Linked DNA regions of Mus musculus: region 1 is linked to region 2. A link is a loop called in an ENCODE intact Hi-C map of the cell type or tissue named here. Cell type or tissue: gastrocnemius. All regions are shown on one strand. Links, peaks and the distances in the headings refer to the core of each region. The heading gives the core; the rest is flanking DNA.

The links. Hi-C counts contacts between places; a loop is a spot of excess contacts. Peaks named below come from ENCODE experiments on the same cell type or tissue, not always from the same donor. Only the 100,000 strongest peaks of a DNase experiment are listed, where the experiment ranks them.
Region 1: a loop joins it to region 2, with 5 times the contacts of the local background. A loop is called at or near these places in 2 of 42 quality-filtered maps.

Annotation. Positions count from the first base shown.
Region 1 is chr16:22,018,192-22,026,529 of GRCm38, reverse strand. Senp2 (SUMO/sentrin specific peptidase 2) reads right to left here. Exons shown (of 17, transcript NM_029457.3): 5 at 8,103-8,193; 6 at 2,722-2,890. Among named protein-coding and RNA genes, the nearest start is that of Senp2, 13 kb to the right of the region's middle. In gastrocnemius, for the core only: a CTCF peak has its summit at 4,205 (motif pointing right); a DNase peak (open chromatin) is centred at 4,210.
Region 2 is chr16:21,765,254-21,773,591 of GRCm38, reverse strand. Ehhadh (enoyl-Coenzyme A, hydratase/3-hydroxyacyl Coenzyme A dehydrogenase) reads left to right here. Exons shown (of 7, transcript NM_023737.3): 4 at 1-97; 5 at 3,072-3,176; 6 at 7,025-7,366. Among named protein-coding and RNA genes, the nearest start is that of Ehhadh, 18 kb to the left of the region's middle. In gastrocnemius, for the core only: CTCF peaks have their summits at 3,746 (motif pointing left) and 5,161 (motif pointing right); a DNase peak (open chromatin) is centred at 3,700.

The DNA.
Region 1 (8,338 bases), core at 181-8,180, 250 kb before region 2:
TGCTCTTAGAGTTGCTTTAGTCAAATTCTAGTTTTATACTTCTTTAAAAATCCCAGGGCTGGGGAGATGGCTCAGTGGTTAAGAGCACTGACTGCTCTTCCAGAGGCCCTGAGTTCAAATCCCAGCAACCACATGGTGGCTCACAACCATCTGTAATGGGATCTGATGCCCTCTTCTGGTGTGTCTGAAGACAGCTACAGTGTGTTCATATAAATAAATAAATAAATAAATAAATAAATAAATAAATAATAATAATAATATAAATAATAATAAAAAAAATCCCAAATCCTGCCAGGCGTGGTAGCACACGCCTTTAATCCCAGCACTCGGGAGGCAGAGGCAGGCGGATTTCTGAGTTCGAGGCCAGCCTAGTCTACAAAATGAGTTCCAAGACAGCTAGGGGCTACATAGAGAAACCCTGTCTCAAAAAACAAAAGAGAAAAAGAAAAAAAACCAAATCCTGAGCTCTTTAGAGAACAACTACATGGAGCCCTCCCCTTTAGGCCGGCCACTTGCTTTCCACTCTGCTTCACTATTTACACTATCTGTTAGACCCAAAGTCCTCAATCTGTGGGTCGAGAACCCCTTTGGGAGTTGAATGACCCTTTCACAGGGGTCGCCCTAAGACCACTAGAGAACACAGATATTTACAATTCATTTCAGAAGCAAAATTACAGTTATGAAGTAGCAACAATGAAAATAATTTTATAGTTGGGGTCACCAGAGCATGAGAAACAGTATTAAAGAGTTGCAGCATTGGGAACGGTGAGAACCACTGTGTTAGATCGTGGAGGTATTTGCATCTTTGACAGAACTATGCTGAAGAAAACTGAGTTGAACAGAAAACATCAGCAGAAATAATCCACTTTATAGCAAGAAATTTGCGGCTCCTGACTTTCTAGTTGGAGTGGTCTCCCCGTGTGTATCCCCAGTGGCCTTGTAGCCACATTACTCTGCATGGGTTCAGTCCTGTGCTGTATGGTCACCCTTTAGCATCTCATCCAGCTCACCTCGCCTGGTCCTTCCTGACCAAGAAACTCTTGTGATTGCTCTCCTCCTCCTCCTCCTCAGTCTGCACTGCAGACTACTTTCTTCTGCCTGCCATAAATGCCCAGAGCTCCTCTCACACTACAGTCTTCCCTGAATCATCTTTTCAGCTCACTTGAATTAAATGACATCAAAATGTAGAGAATCCAGAAATGTGTGTCTCTAACACTGCCTTCTTCTCAAAATTCCCATCGCATATATCCAGAGATTACAGGAGAGGTCTTCTGGCACGTTTCATGGGCACTTTAAACAAAATCCAAAACTGACGTCAGCATCTCCCCCCTAAACACAAAGGGCATTTTGGTCAGTGACGTATTTATCCAGAGCTGCAATTTGGGCCTCAGGTTCTCCCTAAATGCTCTGTGATATTCTCAATTGGCAAACACATTTATAAGACTGACTACCCATTGTTCTACAATCTGCCTACACAGTCATTGAAGATCTCTTAAAGCACTAAAGTTTCTCTTCTTAAAACTCTCAGCCTCTGGCCCACTATTCCCTTGGCCTTTCTGCTGAATTATAAGTTATTTATGTAAAACTCATGAAGGCAGGGGCCAAATGTATTCGGGATTCAGATACTAAATTACTTAAAACTAGTGCAGTATCTGGGACAAATAGCTCACAAAACCAACTGTCAAATTAAAATAGCTGATGGTACTGGGGAATGCTAGAGACAGAAATGAATGAAGATCTCAAGAGAGAATGAAGCCCTGTCTCCTCGCCGCACTAAGCGCTCGGGAAGGTGAAGGGAAGCGTGGAGCAGCACTTACCACCTTTACTCAGTCACACTTATGAAGGTTTACACAAATCAGCCAGGCAAGGCGTGTGGTGCTCTGTGTAATCCTAGCACTCAGGAGGCAGAGGCGGGCACATTTCTGTGTGTTCAAGGCCAGCCTGGTCTACATACTAAGTTCTAGGACAGCCAGGGTTATGTAAAGAGAGCCTGTCTTCAAAACATATAATTAAAAAGTAATCTCTTCCTCCAGGATTCCTTCCTTCTTTGTCAGTGGACCTGGCATCTGACACTCAGCGTCTAGAGTAGCACGGTCTGCACAGCAACCGTAGGTACGGTGAGTCAAAGCAGGTGAGGAGGCCAGGCAGGGAAGGGATGCTGGGACACTTTTAATTGCTGTACCCTTTTGGTACATTTTGAATTTTATGTCATAGAACACAAATTATTACTTAAAAAATCATTAAAAACATTTCTTTAAGATTTCAGGCTAACAGGGTTCCCCAATAAAGGAGCTAGAGAAAGTACCAAGGAGCTGAAGGGGTTTGCAGCCCCATAGAAGGAACAACAATATGAACTAACCAGTACCACTGGAGTTCCCTGGGACTAAACCACCAATCAAAGAAAACACATGGTGGGACTTATGGCTCCAGCTGCATATGCAGCAGAGGATGGCCTAGTCTGTCATCAATGTGAAGAGAGGCCCTAGGTCCTATGAAGGTTCTATGCCCCAATATAGGGGAATGCCTGGGCCAGGAAGCAGGAGTGGGTGGGCTGCAGAGCAGGGGGAGGACGGGAGGGGATAGGGGCTTTTCGGAGGGGAAACTAGGAAAGGGAATATAAATGAAGAAAATATTTAATAAATAATAAAAAATATTTAATAAGAGAATAAAAAGAAAAATTAAAAATAAAGATAAAAAAGATACCAGGCTAAAAGGGCTTACCTCCTCCACGGTGCAGTGGGGACGCCTCACACCCTTGCCACCCTCTTCAGAAATCATCTCTGTCACACCTTGCTCCTGAGGCTTCCATGTTAAGGAACTCTCTGGATTGCTTTTGCTATGGCGACGACCACTTGGCCTTCTATTATAGCCTTCCGATTTCAGCGTAAAACTGGAGAATAAAAGAAAATGAAAGACTGGATCATGGACTTGAGATCCAAGCTGCTAGTCACCCAACTATTCTGCTGATCTGGTTTAAGACCACTCATTTCTAAACAGTCACCATTTGCAATGTTAGACATACAAGCATTTCACTATGGAATGTCTGTTCTGACTACTAGAGCTGTCATATGAAAGGTGTCCTCATAGCCAGGGTTCCGGCCCCAGCCCCAGATTAAGCCCCCACAGCATATTCCTCTCTCTTGAATTATATACTTGTCCTTTACTCGCTGGGCACCATGGAAATACCAGCTACATGCTAGCAATTCCTATGCTGGGACAGTGCAGTATGCCTACAGTCCTAGCTACTCAGATTTCACACTGAATTTTGTTGCATCTTTAACTTAAAAATAGAGTACAGGCCTGTGGTTTTGTAGAATGCATTTTCATTTCATAAACTACTTTCACAGGTAAGTTTAGATATAAGAGTGAGTGATGATGTCCACCTCAGTGCAATATGCTTGGAGGCTGCTCTCCTGTGCCACTGCCGGCACCAATTATCTATTTAGGTAGTCTCAAGTATCAGGTTGATTTCTCTGTAACAAGTCACTTTTCTCTCCTTTATAATTAAAAGCAATTTAGGGGGGGAAATTGTAATGCTAATATAAGTATTCTAGGCCTTATCAAATCCCCACTTTAGCTCAACCAAGGCTCACCCATGCACTCATTACTGTGACAGTCACTGTCTCGCATGCCTTCTGCACTCTTTTCTCAGCATTTCCTATGGAGATCTGCCTTTACACAGTATACACCCATGCCCCGATATTGGTGTTACAAGCTTTATTCATTTTGATGTTTAAATTGTCTCCTATTTGGCCACTAAATACCAATCAAGCTTTCCCCCAAGTTGGGCTGGAGTTTCACGAATCTTTCAGTTCTCCTTCATGCTCTGATACAAGATACTCTTGTGTCAATTACTACTTTCCCTCCTACCTCTACAATTTATCTTTCACCCAAATTCAGAGCACCCCAGTTTTAATTAGGCAGTCAGCCTCTCCCCTTCCCCCAAACTCCCCTTTTCTTTTTGAGACAGGGTCTCCCTATATAACGTTAGCTGGACTCCAACTGGCTATATACAGACCAGGTTGTCCTTGAACTTGACATTACCAACCTATGCCTCCCAAGTTCTGGAATTAAAGGTGTATACTACCACAGCAGACTTTCATTTTAAAATGTTTTAAATATGTATTTTATTATTTTATGTATAAGTGCTTTTGTCTATATGTACATCTGTGCAAGGTGTGCATGCAGTACCCATAGAGGCCAGAAGAGGGCATCAGAACTGTAGAACTCAAGTTACATCTGAGTGCTGGGAACTGAACAAGGCGGGGTTCTCTACAAGAGCAACAAGTGCTCTCAATCCCAGATCAACCCTAAGGCCACGCAGATTTCCATTTTAATCATAAGTAGTTAGCCAAGGATTGCTAGATTTACATTTGCATGTGTTCATGTTTGCATGTGTGTACTTGTGCATATAAAAGCAAGAGGCTAACACACATGCCTATCTACCATATGTCTGCTGCTGCTCTTCTCCTGATATTTGAGGCAGGGTCTCCCAGAGCCTGGGAGCTCATCAATTCAGCTAGACTGGCTGGCCAATGAGCTCAGACGTTTGCCTGTTTCTCCCACTGCCAGCACTGTGGGTTTCGGAAGTGTACGGCTGTGCTATAGCTTTTACCTGCGAGCTAGGAACCCAAACTTAGCCTGTACAGCAGCACTTTATTTATTTAACTATTTTTCCAGGCCCAGATGTTTTAATAAAGACACTAACTTAAAGGATAAGACTAAAATAAAGCAAGGCAGTAGACAGACTGAGAGAAAGCCCTGGGGGCTGGGGAACAGAAAAAGGAAGGTCAAAAAAATGTAAAAATAATAAACAGCTTTGAAGATATGAAAAGGCACTGAACATTTATAATTGGAACAAGATACTTATAGAATAAATTCATGCAGATTGGAGAGGATTCTTACAATTTAAAAACCATGAGAGAGCTTTAGAAAAAAAATATCAGGAGGTGAAAACAGAAAAATTGAGAGTTCAAAGCCAACTTGGAATACATAGTGAGTTCAGGACAATCTGATTTACATAATAAATTTCAGTCTGGTGTGAACTATGTGGTTGAGACCATAGGCTAATCTAAACAACATAACAAAAAAACCAAACAAAACCACAAACAATAACAACAAAAACAAATAAAACATAGCTTTTTGGGAGGGTGTTTTTGTTTTTCGAGTCAGGGTCTCTTTCTATAGCCCTGGTTGTCTTGGAACTCAGTATGTAGACCAGGCTGGCCTTGAACTCAGATCTGCCTACCTCTGCCTCCCAGTGCTGGGATTAAAGATCTCCACCACATGGTTTTTTTTTTTTTTTTTTTTTTTTTTTTTTTTTGAGACAGGGTTTCTCTGTGTAGCCCCGGCTGTCCTGGAACTCACTTTGTAGACCAGGCTGGCCTCAAACTCAGAAATCCACCTGCCTCTGCCTCCCGAGTGCTGGGACTAAAGGCGTGCACCACCACACCCAGCTTCTACCACAGGGTTTTAAGAGGAACAAGGCAATAGAAGAGACAAAAGACTATTGAGTTAGATGCCACGCAATAGGAACCCTAGAATGTAACACCACACAGAGGACAGCCGACAAGGGAGCTCAAAGGGCACAAGAGATCGATCCCATGCCTCATGACCTGGATTTGATCCCTGGACCCCGCATGATGCAGAGAACTGCCTCTCACAAACTGTCTGGAACTTTTACACATATATTTACTAAATGCATATAAAATTTAAGAGGAAAGAAAATTACTGAAAAATAATATTTAATAGAACTAACAGTTCGGTGTATAAGATTTATCAGGCTATATTTAAGATTTATGTACTTTTCTGCATTCATATGCACACACAGTTTGAAAGAAATGAGTGTTGATTCTTTTAAAAAATAGTTCTCGCCTGGCAGTGGTGGTGCATGCCTTTAATCCCAACACTTGGGAAGCAGAGGCAGGCGGATTTCTGAGTTCAAGGCCAGCCTGGTCTACAGAATGAGTTCCAGAACAGCCAGGGCTACACAGAGAAACCTTTTGTCAAAAAAACACAAAAACCAAAAAAAAAAAAAAAGGGGGGGGGGATAAATAAATAAATAAAAATAGTTTTCAAGGAGGCTGGAGAGATTGCTCAATTTAACACACTTGCTATTCTTTCTAAGTACCAGGATTCAGTTCCTAGCACCCACAAAGTGTTTAATAACTATCTGTGTAATTCCAGGGGTTCTAATACCCGCTTCTGGCCTCTGTGGGCAAAACACTCATACACAGAAATACAGATGAGCTTTTTACCTCATTCTAGGATGGTCATTATCTCACTTTTGACTTCTCCCTTTATCCAACTGTCATTTAATAGTGTGTTGTTTAGTTTCCATGTGTCTGGACACTTCCTGCTGTTTTTACTGTTGTTGATGACTAGTTTTATTCTTTTGTGGTCACATAGGATGCAGGATGTTATTTTAATCTTCCTACATTTGTATTGAGACTGGCTTTGTGTTCAAAAATGTGGTTAATTTTGGAGAAAATTATAAAAGCTGCTGAGAAGAAAGTGTATTCCCTAATTGGACGACTCATATTACCAAAGAAAATAGCCAGTACCAGGAATGGGCTACCTCTCTTTTGAGTTGGTGGCTAATGGAATCCTATAGACCAACCCCCTAAACATTACAGGCTATTGCCAATGCTTTTGGTTACCCTCCAGAACTTGACAGTAATCCCTATTCCTGAAAACCACCAAATACTTGAGTCACAGAACATAGAGAAATCTAAATGGTACTCAACAGAAAGCTTAGACCACATTGGCTGGCTTACATGCTGGAAGATGCTATGTATGCCACCAGAAGAAAAACACTCACCAAACTCCCCAGCCATGAGCCCAGCAAGCTGTAACGATGGTGCAACAATGGCACACATTTTATGGGAGCAACCAGCCAATTCTAATTAGATTTAAGGCCTGCTCCATGAGATGAAACCCACATGGACATTGTCAATAAGGCCAAGAACCTTATTAAGGCAAGATAAGTCACTGGGTTGGGAGGAGGGAATTCAATAGTACTATTCTGCTAAATGGACATAGCAATAAAATGACTCTTAATCATGGGTATAACCATAGACCAGTGCATCTCTCAATTCTCATTAGACAAGCTTCTCACGGTGGTGGTTATTAACACAGAAACCCACAATGGGCCAATGTACAGAGAATAAGTGACTTTGGAATACTCAGCCCTAAATGGGTTGTCTATATCACACTTTTCCCTTCAAGGTTCAGGGATCTACATAAGGGAGTGCAGAAAGACAGCAAGAACTGGAGGTGATAAGAGTGGTAAGAAAACACTCTTTTCCATATACAACAGGCAGATGTACCTATGAAATCACAATGAGACTGTGACAGCGTGCACGAAGGCTGTGTAAGCTAAAGCAAAACAAAAGCCTAGCATGGCAGTAGGGACAAAGTCCAGTCCCTAGCTGAGGAGTTATTGGTATCTGACCGCTTGTAGAAAAGAGAAAGTCAGTTTTCTTAAGTGGAGTGACACCAGGTATATCTATTATATCTATCAAGGCAGGTTCCATACAGGAGTAGCTAGCAACACAAACCAGACTCGATGAGGGACGAGAAGGAGAGACATGAAGAGGGTGAGAGAGACAGAGGGAAAAGGAGAGGAAGAGGAATGGAGGGAGAGAGGGGACAAGAAGTTCAGTGGGCAGGGAGGTGGGGGAGGACCTAGGAGAAGTTGGAGATGAACATGATCAAAGTACATTGTGTGAAATTCTCAAAGATAAATAAAAAACATAAGACAGGGGGTTGCAGAAATAGCTCAGTGATTAAAAGTACTGGCTGCTTTTCCAGAGGACCAGGGTTGGAGGTTCTTGTGGCCTCCTCAGGCACCAGCTACAAAAGTACTACACTGGTATCTAGGCAAAATACTCATATACATACAATTATTAAAAATAAAATATATTAAAATGATTTTCAAAACCAAGTCATACTGTGGACATGTAATATAACTGGAAAAGAAACCAGCTCAAGTCTAACTCGTCACATGCTACCAGCTAGTACCCTCAGATTATGTAACAGAACGCAGTGAAATCACCTAACAACAGTGAGTTTCACTTACAGAAGAGGACCATCTAACTTACCCAAAGGAGGGCAGGACTCTCCGTGGCTGATCGCGGGTCACTGTCACTCTGATCTTTGGATAGTCGCTTATTCCATTAGGAGATTTATTACCTTTAACAACATATGTATAATGAGGAGAAAAGATACCAGTCAGCAGCCTGAATGGGCCAGAAAGCTTACTTACATGTAGAACTAAAGCTCTATTTTTTAAAAGCATAGTAACCCAGCATGAATGTTATAAACAAATTAAAGGACA
Region 2 (8,338 bases), core at 84-8,083:
CCGGAAGTGATGCTGGGAATTCTTCCTGGTGCAAGAGGAACGCAGCTTCTACCCAGGGTCGTTGGAGTTCCTGTTGCTCTTGACTTAATTACCTCAGGTCAGTGGAAACCCCAGTTATGATTTGGATCAATGTGGAGTACTAGACTAGAATCTAGAAAATCTTGTCTTGGTCACTTACTACCCATGTGGGTTCTAAGGAGGCTACTTTGCTTCTCTGACTCCAAATTTTGTCATCTGTAAAATATTGTTTCAATAACCTTCCTAAGCACTTCCCAAATATTTCCATGAGGACCCCGTGTACATGAGCAAACGGCTCATCAACCTGGGGTTTATGGGAGTTTATCTTTTTTATCCATAGACTACATGTTCATATAGGAACCATAACAGTCAGACCCGGCTTAGGAAGTTTAATGTCTGGGGCTGTGGGTATAGCTTAGTTGTAGGGTGCTTGTCCAGCTTGCATGAAACCTGGGTTTGTTCCTTGGCATAAAATCAGGTATTTATTCCAAACAAACACGTGTGGCTAAGTGTGCGCTTGTGCGCCATCTTTCCTTTCATCGTGTGCACAGTAGCAGTACCCACCAAAGGGTGATGATGCAGATTGTGTACTGTGCTTAGACCCGTCTTAGAGTTCCTCTTTCATCGGCTCCAGCTCAATATTGCTGTTTTCTAAGTAAGGTTACCATGAGGCTCCCACTTGCAGATGCCGTCCTATTGAATGAGCAGTTAACGTAGCAAAGGTTTAAATTCCGTTATTTTAGCAAAAGGTTGTGTAAACGTTTAATAAATTTCTCATCATTTTAAAATTATCTCAATCAGAAGCCATTCTAAGGTTCCATCTTAATTTCTAGTACAGTAAATATTGACAGATAAAACCTATGAAAATAGTAGCTCTTTAATTTCTAAGACTATAAATGGGTGATTTTTTAGAACTAATATTAGATATCTATATGACCTGATTTAAAAAAACTGACAGAAAAACAATATCTACATGTGCCAGCATAGAAATCAACAGTCTATATGAATTAAAAATAACTTTGTCCTCTTAAATGGGGTGTATGGAAGGAAACTAGATATATTGAATTCATATTCACTCAAACATCAGGTTACCAATTGTTTAATGATGGTATATTTTAAAGAACGAGAAGTATTTGAAGTGATTTCTATTCCTTCAAAGAATGCTTGGAATTAGCATTCTGCAGAAATTCAGTGTACGTGAGGCAGGTTACTCAGCAAAAGACAAAATAGAAATAGAATCATAGAATATATGCGTGGGTTCTGAGTTTGCACACCCAAAGGTTTACGGAATTAAACCAGTGAAGAAATTGAAGAAACTTGTCAGGAAGCTAAGAGTGCCGCAGAGTAAAATCAGGAAGAAAAACCACTTCTTAAACAAAGAAGAGCGAAGGGAACTTGACTGGCTTTCACAGGATGCCACCAGCTTGGCCCACCTCCGACTCATGGGCTGCCACCATTCTAGCACCATGAGAAAAGAAGCAGAGACTCTGAGATGGACAGGTTTTGACTTGTGGAGCAAAGGCCCCGTGAATCGGGAGACGCTGGCACAGGAGTCACACGCCTGCCTTCTTGAGTCGATGTTGTGATCTGGTGGCTGGGCTGGGGGTTGGCTTTAAAATGATAGCTCAGGTAGCTCAGAGACATTCCGTGACGACATTGAAATTTTAAGCTTTGGAAAAAATCTTGAAGAAATTGGGAAAGAATCATAGCAGTGTTAAATGTGTGGGAGGTGCTCTTGGTCACTCTGGGTCTCCCCACGGCTCATCTTCCAGCACTTTCGTTTTACAGCCTGCTAGACAGAGGTCCAGTCTACACTGTGTGTGGCCCAAGAAAGACTGAGTCTCAACCTGGCTGCGGCTTTGGGTTGAACATGCAGGACTTCCTTGTGTTTACTTGTTAGTAGTTCAGATCAGAACTGGGCCGTTGTCAAGGCATTATTAACCGAAAACATACCCATGATATTCTTTCTGTGCAACAGCCAGTCCCTCCATGGGCAGCTCACATTCCCCATCTTGTTATCTCAGAGCTCCTTGTAGTGCCCAGATTTTATTTTCCATGCCTTGGTCTTTTTGCCCTGCCTAAGGAGGGCATCTTTATACAGAGGACACTTGACAGCACTCGACTGCCCCACCCCTCTCCCCGGATGAGGAGGTTTGGAAGGTTTTGATGAAGCAAAAGAACCCTCAGCTGAGCACTGATTCCACCAAGTCTGGGATTAGGGCTTCACTTCTCTGCCAGGGCATTGAAGGAGCAGCTGTTTAATGGTGTCTGCTTCCTTCGAAACCTCCGTAGGAAGCAGGCTCGCAAAGCTCGCCCAGTCTGTAATCTAGGTCAGAGTCAAGGTGCTCACTAGCCAGAAAGGGATAAAACTCTGTCTGACTTCTCCTACGTGGTTCTCACTGTACTTGGTGGAATGCCAACCTAATCAATGTAGGTTCTCCTGTTCAGCCCACTAGCGTTGTGTCTGGGGACTGTCTCTCCTTGATCAGTACAGTTCCTGGTTTGCAGCCCAAAATCCAACCATTTCTCACACTTCTATACAGATACATAGGGTTATACACCTCTAAAAGGATATAAAGAGACCACTCACCCTTTACTGAATCCTCAGAATTACTATGGTAAGCATAATTACCTCCATTTATCAGAGATGAAACTGGAGTCCTCGCACAGTTCCCTGCGGTTTCTCTAACAGTAAGAATCAGAGCTACCGCTTAATTCAAAGAAGGCCACATCTGTAGGGATGTTCAACCACAATAGTTCAGCCTGGGCCTGGTGGTTCATACCTCTTAATCCCAGCACTCAGGAGTCAGAGACAAGTGGATCTCTGAGTTTGAGACCAGCCTGGTCTATGTGTGGAGTTCCTGGGCAGCCAGAGCTACATAGTGAGACCCAGTCTCAAAACCAAATCACCAAGTACAGTAGCCAGGTTGGCCTTAGGCATTTCACTTACCAGTTCGTATCTCCAGGAATGGCAACCTTCCCCACTAGACAGAGCAATGCCCCAGTGGGTCCTCGCACTGTTATTTGATTTGTTTTATTTCCTTTTGATCCAGGAAGACATATTTCAACAGATGAAGCACTCAAGCTTGGAATTCTGGATGTAGTTGTAAAGTCAGACCCAGTTGAAGAAGCCATCAAATTTGCTCAGACGGTTATAGGTAAACAATAATAGAAAATAGTGCAAGATTAGGAATAAGCTAAACATGCATTCTAATAAGGAACTCCTTAAGCAACTGATGGGGCATTCACTTAATAGAATGTAGCCAAGCTTTAAACTGCATTGATCTGGCATAAACTCCATGGTATATTGTATCAGCTAACGAAAACAATGTTATTTTAAGTGGTGTTTTGCGGATGGTGTAAGGAAACAAGGGGGTGGGGGTGGAAGAGAAGGTAAATATGTTGAGAGTGGGTATGCATAACTTCTGTGTATGTCGGAAGCGTTCACAGGCAGGGGAATGACTCTTTCTGGAGTGGAACTGGACATTTGCTGAAGTTCAAAGGCAATGCTCTATACTTTACTCTGCCGTGCTTTGGGGGATTTTATACCCTATGAGTGGTTTTTTTCCTGCTTGAAAATTAGAATTAAAGTTGAAACAGAGGAACAAGTATGTAGCTGGTCAGGCTCTGCAGGGCTCTCAGAGACAGCACAGCCTCTGTCTTGGGCAAGTGACTTCTGGCCCTGCTGGCTTGTAGACCAGCGGTATTCCTTCAAGTGTGCCTTTAGCACCACCTACTGATAGATGGCTTATTGGGTTTTGTTTTAGTTTAGTTTAGTTTTTTTTTTGTTTGTTTGTTTGTTTGTTTTGTTTTTGTTTTTTACTTCAAGCTGCGCCTTTAAAGCTAGAAAAAATTGAAACCGTTGCTGAGGACGTAACCAGGAGCTGAGTGTAAAGCCAGAGTTTAGTTTTCACTAGCCTTCTTTCAAGAAAAATCACAACAGAAGCCAAATGACTTGACAACCTCTGTGGGAAAGTTTATGGCGGCTGCAGCCTCTGAGCAGGGAGACGCCACCCCATAATCAGCTTCCAAACGCTAACACCATTGCATACACTAGCAAGATTTTGCTGAAAGGACCCAGATATAGCTGTCTCTTGTGAGACTATGCCGGGGCCTAGCAAACACAGAAGTGGATGCTCACAGTCAGCTATTGGATGGATCACAGGGCCCCCAATGGAGGAGCTAGAGAAAGTACCCAAGGAGCTAAAGGGATCTGCAACTCTATAGGTGGAACAACATTATGAACTAACCAGTACCCTGGAGCTCTTGATTCTAGCTGCATATGTTTCAAAAGATGGCCTAGTCGGCCATCACTGGAAAGAGAGGCCCACTGGACATACAAACTTTGTATGCCCCAATACAGGGTAACGCCAGGGCCAAAACAATGGGAATGGGTGGGTAGGGAAGTGGGGGAGGGTAGGGTATGGGGGACTTTTGGGATAGCATTGGAAATGTAATTGAGGAAAATACGTAATAAAAAATATTAAAAATTAAAAAAAAGAAAAGAAAAGAAAATACTCATGAAGATTGTCGGACTCCACTTAGTGACACGGAAGGCTCGGGCCACTCCAAGGCATGCCCCTGGCAGGGACCAGTTTTTGAAATTGTTTTTTATGGTCCAACTAGTTGTAGGTTTGGTGTGACAGTGGCACTCACACTACAAAGAGGAGGTATCGATGGGAAAATGCTGCTGCCTTCTAACTAGGAGTCAGCAAGTCCTGCCCGCAATGGAAGCACCCTCCCTGCAGCGCCATGCCTCCCTGTGGCGCTCTGCCTCCCAGGCTACTATCACTGGTCTGTGTCTCTGTGCCCCAGGGAGGGCTGCTTGGCTTGTGGGCACCGACTTGTATAATTTGCTTGCAGAGAGCGCCCCAGGCCACTATTGATTTCCATTTGTAGCAGCCTGGGTTCCCATAGGAAGTTCTGTCCTTCCCTGGTTTCCCTGAATTCAGCTTCGAGGGTTGAGTGCTTCAGACAGGATTAGAACCAAGGTCTATCACACTTACACTATGGTCCAGGGTGTTTATTGGTTTGGTTTTTAAAGTTAATTCTAAACATTAAACCCCAAAGTCTATAAAACAAAATGATGCTGGTCTCAGCAACATTACAGTTTGTCCACTTGATGGCACCCCAACGTTGAGCCATCGTCTGCCTTAAAACTCAAGTTGCCTAAGGTTCTGGCTAGGGGCAATTCTTTGTGATGGTTTGAAAACTTTGTTGAGAAGAGTGGATGGAGGTATGTAACTTGCTTGTGGTGAACAAGTGTTTCTGTGGTGAGGCTCTGCCTGAGTGGTAAGTGGTGTGTGGGGGTGTGTTGGTGTGTATGTGTGAGAGAGAGACAGACAGACAGACAAGAGGAGCCAAGGATGTTTTTCCTTTTCCTTTTTTTCCTAGTGCTTTCCTTGGTCTTGCTTTTCATTTTACTGCTTGCTCCTTGTAATCTACCTTTTGTCTGTCTGTGAATATTTCCAAGGTATGGAGTGGCCTGACCCACACAGGAGGCCTCCTGTTGAGGTGCCTCGGGCCGTGAGTGGCCTTCCTAGAGTTGACGATAGGCAATTGTTCTCTCCGTCATTTGTGGAGTCTAACATGGGTGCAGCACATTGGGTCAGAGGAAGAGGAAAGGAGTCTTGAGTCTTTTGTCTCTAAGGAAACAATTTATGTGAGGTACACATTGAGTCTCTTTAGGCAGACTGCTAATCTCTTCCTGCACAGTTGGCAGAAGGGTGTGTGGGAGAGGACTACATTTGTGTCTGTCTGAAGTATGACCCCCTTGTTTTGTAAAAATTTGTGAGCAGAACCAAGGGTAGAAGTGGTCACAAGCCTGGCTGAGTCTGCTTTGGTCCAGCCTTCCGGTTTTTTGTTTTGTTTTGTTTTGTTTTGTCTTTTATGCTATGATGGCTCATTCTTGAGATGGTAGATCTTCTTAGAACCCATTATGTGGTGCTGAGTTTTGGTAACTGTAATTGGGTGTGTGTGTGTGTGTGTGTGTGTGTGTGTGTGTGTGTGTGTGTGTGTGTGTATGTGTGTGCGTGCTTGCGCATGCATGAGTGCATGTTTATCTGATTTTAAAATCATCTCATTGAATTAAGAAGATTATAGAACCATATGGTTCTGGTGCCTAGCTCAAGTTCCTTTGTTGGCCCTCCCCCTAGAAAAATGTATAGTATTAAGAGTTCAGTGAAATTATGGCTGGTTTTGAGGTGGGTGCTTGGCAGGGAACAGAGTTCATTTACTTATTTAGTACCTGTGTATCAGTTCTCCCACCTGTGTATCAGTTCTCCCACCTGTGTATCCAGTTCTCCCACCTGTGTATCAGTTCTCCCACCTGTGTATCAGTTCTCCCACCTGTGTATCCAGTTCTCCCACCTGTGTATCAGTTCTCCCACCTGTGTATTCAGTTCTCCCACCTGTGTGTCTGGTTCTCCTACCTGTGTGTCAGTTATCCCACCTTTGTAGTCAGCTATCCCACCACCTTTTGGAGGGAAGGGGGAAAAAAAAAAGACTCTTTTTGCCATGTGGACTATCTTTTCTCCTGTATTAAAAATCAATTTACTATACTGTAAGTCCTTATCAATGAACTTACAATTCTTTTTTATTGCCAATCATTGCCCCATATAACATTTCCCTCTGTTATGGTATTTTAAAGATTTTGTCATTATTAGGGAAAGAATGTGAATAATTTTGAATAGATGATATTAAGTAAGAACTGTACTCTTTGTACAGATTAATATTTAATATATTATAAAGTTGTCTTGGCCTCAGAATAAAAAGAGACTGCACCTTTCATGTCTGAATTAGTAGCATAATACTTTCGATCTTCTACTTTACGGTCTGAAGTTACTAAGATTACAGACTTTGGATATCGTGTTTCATTAGATATTGTAGTGCGTAGCGTCTGACTGGGTTGTGGGAACCACGCACCGCACTGTCGTTTTGTTTTTGGGCAGTTCTGTTCTCTTTCTATTATGCTTACGATACTCTGACCTTTAGCAATTCCTTTCAGGTAAACCCATAGAACCCCGCAGGATCCTAAACAAGCCAGTCCCAAGCTTGCCCAACATGGACAGTGTTTTTGCAGAAGCCATTGCCAAGGTACGGAAGCAGTACCCTGGCCGCCTGGCTCCGGAGACTTGTGTCCGTTCAGTCCAGGCCTCCGTGAAGCATCCATATGAAGTGGCCATCAAGGAAGAAGCAAAGCTGTTTATGTACCTTCGGGGGTCGGGGCAGGCTAGAGCCCTGCAGTACGCCTTTTTTGCTGAAAAGTCTGCAAATAAGTGGTCAACTCCCTCAGGAGCATCTTGGAAAACAGCATCTGCTCAACCCGTCTCCTCGGTTGGTGTTCTTGGTAAGCATATTTCCAAACCTGCAGGTTTCTTTTAATCAATTGAAAAGTTCATACATGTGTCCATTGTGTCTGGATCAAGCTCCCCGCTTTCCCTTTCCCTCAGTTCCTCCCTTAGCCTCCCCGCCATTATTTTTTTTTTTTTCCTATTTCATGTGTTCTCTCTCTTTTTCAAAATCATGGAAGTCACTTAGTGCTGCTAGCATGTGCATGGTGTAAGGCCATCTACAGGCACGTGGGAAGCCTCCAGGGAGGAGGGAAAGCTGACTTCTCATGCCAACAGTCATTCACTGACCAATAGCCCAAAGCTTGCAGGTGGATGTCCTGCCCTCCTCCCCTTTATGCTGAGATTGTGTCTGGCTAGATGTTGTGCAGGTCTTGTGTGTGCAGCCAGAGCTGTTGTCGGTTCATATGTGCAATGGCACTGTTGTATGAAAAGCACAGCACACTTCAAATGTCACTTGCTTGGGGAAGCTATTATTTTGTTGAACATGGCACTCATGTTAACGCTTGTTAATTCTTGTAGGAGCCTATAAACTCTTTCCATCCTGCGGGTCAGCTCTAGGGACCTTCCAACTGTGGCAGTCCTGTCCATACATAGGCCATACGAGTGGAGTTTGTTTCCGGCTCTCAGCATGTACTCTCTGTTCACTGCCTTGAATACTATATTTTTGTCTTAATTATTGAAACTGGGAAGAGTGACTTTCCCAACTTTTTTTGAAAGATTTGTTTATTTTATATATGTGAGTACATTGTTGCTGTCTTCAGACACACCAGAAGAGGGCATCAGATCCCATTACTGAGATAACTGTGAGTCACCATGTGGTGGCTGGGAATTGAACTCAGGACCTCTGTAAGAGCAGCCAGTGCTCTTAATTGCTGAGCCATCTCTCCAACCCCATCTCCAATTTTTAAAAATACTGTTTTGACTCTTCTAGGTTTCTTGTGTTTCTATATGAATTGTAGAATCTAGTG